Regions from separate parts of the Homo sapiens genome. Here region 2 is linked to region 1. A link is an interaction called in ENCODE POLR2A ChIA-PET data of the cell type or tissue named here. Cell type or tissue: IMR-90. All regions are shown on one strand. Links, peaks and the distances in the headings refer to the core of each region. The heading gives the core; the rest is flanking DNA.

The links. Peaks named below come from ENCODE experiments on the same cell type or tissue, not always from the same donor. Only the 100,000 strongest peaks of a DNase experiment are listed, where the experiment ranks them.
Region 2: POLR2A ChIA-PET joins it to region 1 with 5 read pairs; 4 of 35 experiments call an interaction of 5 or more read pairs at or near these places.

Annotation. Positions count from the first base shown.
Region 1 is chr2:48,859,399-48,862,314 of GRCh38, reverse strand. No RefSeq gene overlaps it. Among named protein-coding and RNA genes, the nearest start is that of LHCGR, 110 kb to the right of the region's middle. In IMR-90, for the core only: no CTCF peak of the experiment used is centred there; no DNase peak of the experiment used is centred there.
Region 2 is chr2:48,698,448-48,701,363 of GRCh38, reverse strand. All of the region lies in intron 10 of STON1-GTF2A1L (STON1-GTF2A1L readthrough), which reads right to left. It overlaps LHCGR (luteinizing hormone/choriogonadotropin receptor), which reads left to right. Exons shown (of 11, transcript NM_000233.4): 9 at 2,564-2,749. Among named protein-coding and RNA genes, the nearest start is that of LHCGR, 56 kb to the left of the region's middle. In IMR-90, for the core only: no CTCF peak of the experiment used is centred there; a DNase peak (open chromatin) is centred at 1,583.

The DNA of each region.
Region 1 (2,916 bases), core at 311-2,810:
GGAGGGAGAAGTTATTAGCTGATTCAGATACATTAACTTTCTCATGAAAATTGAGTTGAATTGGAGATAGAGAATGAAACATGGTAGTGGCACAGGAGTATATCCCAGTGAGTATGTGAGTTCTGTTTCTAAGAGGATACCAGAGTCCCTAAACTCTGGATATAAACAACTTGAAACCTCATGCTCTGGAGCCTTCCAGATCTTAAACGATATCTCAATCTCCATAACCTCCAGCAGTGTAACTATATAATTTTTAGAAAGACTTATGTTTTCCATATTATTCCACAAATCTTACATTAAGTATCCCCATTACTGGAGGTAAACCAAGGGGCTTTGGAAAAAGCTGCATACTCTGTCTTCCTATTGGGAGGTTCACAACAAAGCACAACAGTATATTAAAGGCTCTGGTAAATGCTGCAAAAAAAAAAAAAAAAAACACCTTTTTACCTTTAGCTCAGCATTCCCCAAAGATCTTTGTTCATAAAACTCCATGCCCTTCTCAGAGTAACTATTAGTTTGTTGGGAAACTAATAGAAACCCCTCTTAACATTATGGGCATGTTTACAGACAATATTGCCCTGGCCATTGAAGATGGAGACATCAGTTTTAAAGAAAGTTGGGAAAGGTGAGAATCAAAAGGATCCTTTGGACTAGAGAGCTTTAGATGGGTCCAGCACAACAGAACAAAGAAAGAGCATGAGCAAAGGCACAACGGCAGTGATGAGGGAAGAGGCAGGAGCCAGGAGAGAGGAAGGGGTAATCTCAGGACAAGTTGAATAAGAAAGAGTGTGCCTGAACCTTGCCATCAGTGCTACCATTATGTTGCCAATTTATCAAACAGTAGTCTTTTAATACATCTATGGTAGCAAACAATAGTCTTTGAATATATCTATGGTAGCCCTTGATTTGTTTTAGTCTGTATTCACATCCCTATTCTTGTTTTAAATTCACGGGGGAAATCTTTAAATAAATCTTCTAATTTTTTCTCCAAGAGACCTCATTAATAATAACTGAAAAGATGATTAAAATAACACTCTGTGTAGAACAAACTGAGTCAAAATTACTGTAAGGAGTAAATTACTCTAACAGAGATATAATATCAATGCCATCATTTATTAAAGATTTGCTGCCAAATGCTATCTCAATTCAAATGTATCCTTGGGTTGTAGCCTGGTCTTTGCCAGGGCATCTAGAGAGAAAAAAGATAAATGAGACCTGGAGTTTGGTCTCCACTGGCCTACCTGTATTGTAGGAAAGACACGGATGAAGGACTCAGGGTGAGGGAAGCTCTAAATCTCTTCCAAATCCAGCTCTGTTTTATAAGCCCAGTCACCTTCCTCAGCTCAGCTAAGCCCCTGCTTCTAAAAGATTCCCTTTCAAGAACATTTAGCCCCAGAAGCAAGGGGCATGACCCAGGGACTCCATGGCCTCCATCACAGGACAGAGATTGTACTCAAGCTGGGAATGTCTTCCCACAGAACACTTTAGGCATTTTTCCTACTACAGGCTCCTGCGTCCCTGTAGTAGGAAATGTCAAAATGGTCATTTTGACATCTCTCAGCAGGACCAAGGGTCTCCACCTGGCAGGGCTTGACAGGCTGGCCACTGTGACAGACTGTGGCAGAGAATATTAGCCAGGGCAGAAAGAGGATCAGTTAACAGGGACCTCAGCTAAGGAAACTCCCACTGGGGGCTGAGCTCCTGCTGGTGATGATGAGCCCCGCACTCGAGGGCAGTGACTCACTGGAGCACAGTCCCCTGAGAGTCCCACAGCAAGGAGGACAGGCATATGCATTCATGTATTCACTCATGAATACATTCATTCTCTGCTGAGTATCAGGGACTGTGTTGAGGGCTGGTAAATCTAAGGAGGGAGATAGATGGAAAGGAAAGGGGACATGAGAGGAAGGGAAGGAGGCAAAACTCCAGCTAATAAACCAGAAACCAATTCAACACTAGGAGTAACCAAGAGACAAGAGTGCTAACACAGATGCATCAGCTCAGATGACCTCTGTGCTTGAAAATCCTCATCAAGGAGGGGAGGAGAATGGAATAACTGTTGATTATCAGATGATAAAGCTCTTCCTCCTCCCTATTCTCCCCTACTCATTTACTTGTCCCAAAGTCAGAGGAGCATGGCAGGTTACAGCAAGAGACACCAAAGGTATGAGTTGTTTCCCTTAGTATTTGTGTTAGTCCATTTTGTGTTGCTATAAAGGAATACCTGAGACTTGGTAATTTATAAAGAAAAGAGGTTTATTTGGCTCATGGTTCTGCAGGCTGTACAAGAAGCATGGTGCCAGCATCTGCTTCTGATGAGGCCTCAAGATGCTTACAAACATGGCAGAGGGCAACAGGGGAGTCAGTGTATCACAAAGTGAGAGAGAAAGCAAGAGAAAAGAGAAGAGGTGTCAGGCTTTTTTTAACAACCAGATCTCATGGTAACTAATAGAGTGAAAACTCACTCATTACTGAGAGGATGAGAATGGCACCAAGCCATTCATGAGGGATCCACCTCCAACACTGTGACAACGTTTCAACATGAGATTTGGAGGGGACAAATATCCAACCTATGTCAGTATGTTACTAACAAGTGATCTTGGCTAGAATTAATAAGTCCTCAAAACAAGACTAACTTCCTCCTGTGAAGTGAACAGAGATACAAACCTGAAAGGCAAACAGATATTTGTACATAAAGGGTCCTAAAGAGAGGGGTATTATTTAGTAATATGAGGTAGCCTCTGCCCTCTATGAATTGGGGTGGAACCCAAGAATCAATTTCTTATAGCTCCCCAGATGATTCCCAGATGCAGCCAGTGCTGAGAATCACTACCCAGACTCCTTTTCCTGCATAGAAAAGACTCTGCCAGTGCCACATGGTTAACCCAAATGAGCCTCAAGTTAACCTTCCTCAAG
Region 2 (2,916 bases), core at 226-2,725, 160 kb after region 1:
CAGAGACGTGGCAGAGAGCTGGATCATGGCGGGGCCTGTGGTCACTTATATAGACTTTGTCTTTTTTTAATGAGATGGGGAGGCTTTGGGGTTTTGAGCAAGGGAAGGAAATGAGCTGTCCTTGTTATTCTTCGTACTGTAGATCCCGCCAAGATCAACTCATGGCTCTGTCTAATTTCTGTTTCCACCATTATAAAACCCAAAGTCTGTCTACTTCCTAGCTCCTGCCCCTCAGCCCCTCACTCTCTATTTCCTAACTCCTTCCTGCTATCCACTTTTGACTCTCTACTTCCCATTCCTGCCACTGTTGAGCCCTGACTGTGCTAGTTCCTAGCTCCCACTGTCAACTCCTGACTTCACCTATTTCCTAGCTCCTGCCACTGTCCAGTTCTCACTCTGTCTACTTCGTAAGTCCTGCCACTATCGACTTCTGACTCTACTTCCTAACTCCCACCACTAAAATTCCTAGATCTTTCTGCTTCCTAACTTCTGTCGTTGTCAATCCTAACTCCCTCTAATATCCACTCAACCCCATAACTTCTGTTTACTTATGACTTCCACTACCTTGTGGCTCCTGCCCACTGCTTTCTCTGCTCTCAACTTCTGGCAACCTTATCCTAGGGGTCTTTTTCTGCATGTCTCATATGCAAAGCATACCAGACTCCGAATCTTGTAAGTTGGCTGAATACTCTCCAGTTTAGCACATCCTGTAGGCAGAGCTGTTACAGCAAGCTGGCCATCTACTTGGTCACTAGGCAAACAAAGAGAGCTGCCTCTGGCTCAGGTGCAAAACACAACCAACCCACTGTGTTCCCAAGACTCCTGCATGACAGTATTTGCTTGAAGAGCTGCTTGGTTAGCTCCTTAGAAGTGACTGTGGGCACTACAGACCCCTACACTCTCATGTCCAAAACACTAGCACCAGACCTAGGTCTCTTCCTTCCCAAGGGGTTGTTCTCATTATACCCCTAGGACTTGAATCGTATCTAAAAGCATCCACTCCACCCTTACTCAAAAAGCATTTCTCCCACTAGTCTGTTACTAAGACTGAAAACCCACTATCAGAGGTTCACTGCCTTGTAACGAGGCCTTACTGTTTCTAAGAACCTAATTTTAAATGTACCCACTCAAAAGACAAACAAAAAAGCCACCAGATCTTCAAAGAGCTCAATCCCTAACATGTCTGAGATAAAAACCCTATAAAGCAGAATGAGAACCCTGGTTACCTAAATCAACAGGGACACAAAAGCAGGAAATTCTGAAGCCCCTGAGACAAATTTTGCTGCCTTAATTTTTCCACTGAGGGCCTACACCATCATCATTCCATGTTGTCAAGTTCATCTTCCATCTATCACCTATTGGTCCCCTCCCATGTGCTGAACACCAAGTCTTGGGAATGATTGCTGAGGGGAGCTGTGCTGCTTGGAAAAGTTTTGTGAGGCACCAGCAGCAGCCACTTAGAAGATAAGCAGAATTGTTTAATTCCCATTGACTCTTTTCTCCTAACACTTAATGTGTTTGGAATTTTCTTGGGCATTGCCTCAAGTCTAGTAAAACCAAAGAGTTCAGGACCTTGTTGACAAAGCCTGAGCTTTTCACACAGTTCAGCTTGCAAGGCTGAGTGTTCGCTTGCTTTGAACAGATGAATCATTAGAGAACATGCATTCTGCATTAGAGAATGCATTAGAGAACATGCATTAGAGAACATGCATTCTGCTTCCTAGGTAGATGATGGCTAATGCCACACAGAAGCTCTTAATAAGTAACCAGGCTGTGCTTCATGAAAACCTCTCCTGCAGGGCTTAATCAATCAAAGACTGAGGCATCTGAAGCCCTGAATAATTTCCCCTGGGGTAGAGCACAAAAGCTGATGTAACTGCATGTGCTGGCTGTCGCATAAAGCAAGTGGTTATTTCACTTCTGCTAAGTAGAGAGAAGTGGAGGAAGAGAGAGGGTGGGGAGGAAGAGAGAGGGTAGGGAAAAGGAGTTGGAAGAGGGGAGAGAGAGAGAAATGCTAATAAATGTATGGTAGGTGCAAGGAGTTATACTTAACCTTGAAAAGAATAATGAGGCGCACATGAGAAAAAATACAGACTCGCTTTTCTGAATTCAGATCTTAGTGAGAGTAATTGAAATGGAGAATTAAGGGGAAAGCAAGATGGAGAAAAGATTCCTCAGAGCCTATAATGATAATATTGTTGAGGGGAGGTTTCATTCTCTGAATAAAATGTATAAAATATGGCCGGGCGCAGTGGCTCATGCCTGTAATCCCAGCACTTTGAGGGGCCGAGGTGGGCGGATCACGAGGTCAGAAGATCGACACCATCCTGGCTAACACGGTGAAACCCCGGTCTCTTAGCCGGGCGTGGTAGCGGGCGCCTGTAGTCCCAGCGACTCGGGAGGCTGAGGCAGGAGAATGGCGTGAACCCAGGAGGCGGAGCTTGCAGTGAGCCGAGGTCGTGCCACTGCACTCCAGCCTGGGCGACGGAGCAAGACTCCGTCTCAAAAAAAAAAAATGTATAAAATAAATAAATAAAAAGCATTTCTCCCCTTTATTGTTCAGGGATATTTCTTCCACCAAATTGCAGGCCCTGCCGAGCTATGGCCTAGAGTCCATTCAGAGGCTAATTGCCACGTCATCCTATTCTCTAAAAAAATTGCCATCAAGAGAAACATTTGTCAATCTCCTGGAGGCCACGTTGACTTACCCCAGCCACTGCTGTGCTTTTAGAAACTTGCCAACAAAAGAGTAAGTAGAAACCAAAAGGTAAAGCCTACCCAAGCTGTGGCAGAAATTCAGATTTCAAAATAGTCAATGAGTAGACAGCTCCACTCCCCTTCACTCCCTACCTTCTTGGCCAGCTCCGTAGACATGGGGTCACTTTCAAATAGACAAGAAGAAAACAAACTGTTCTG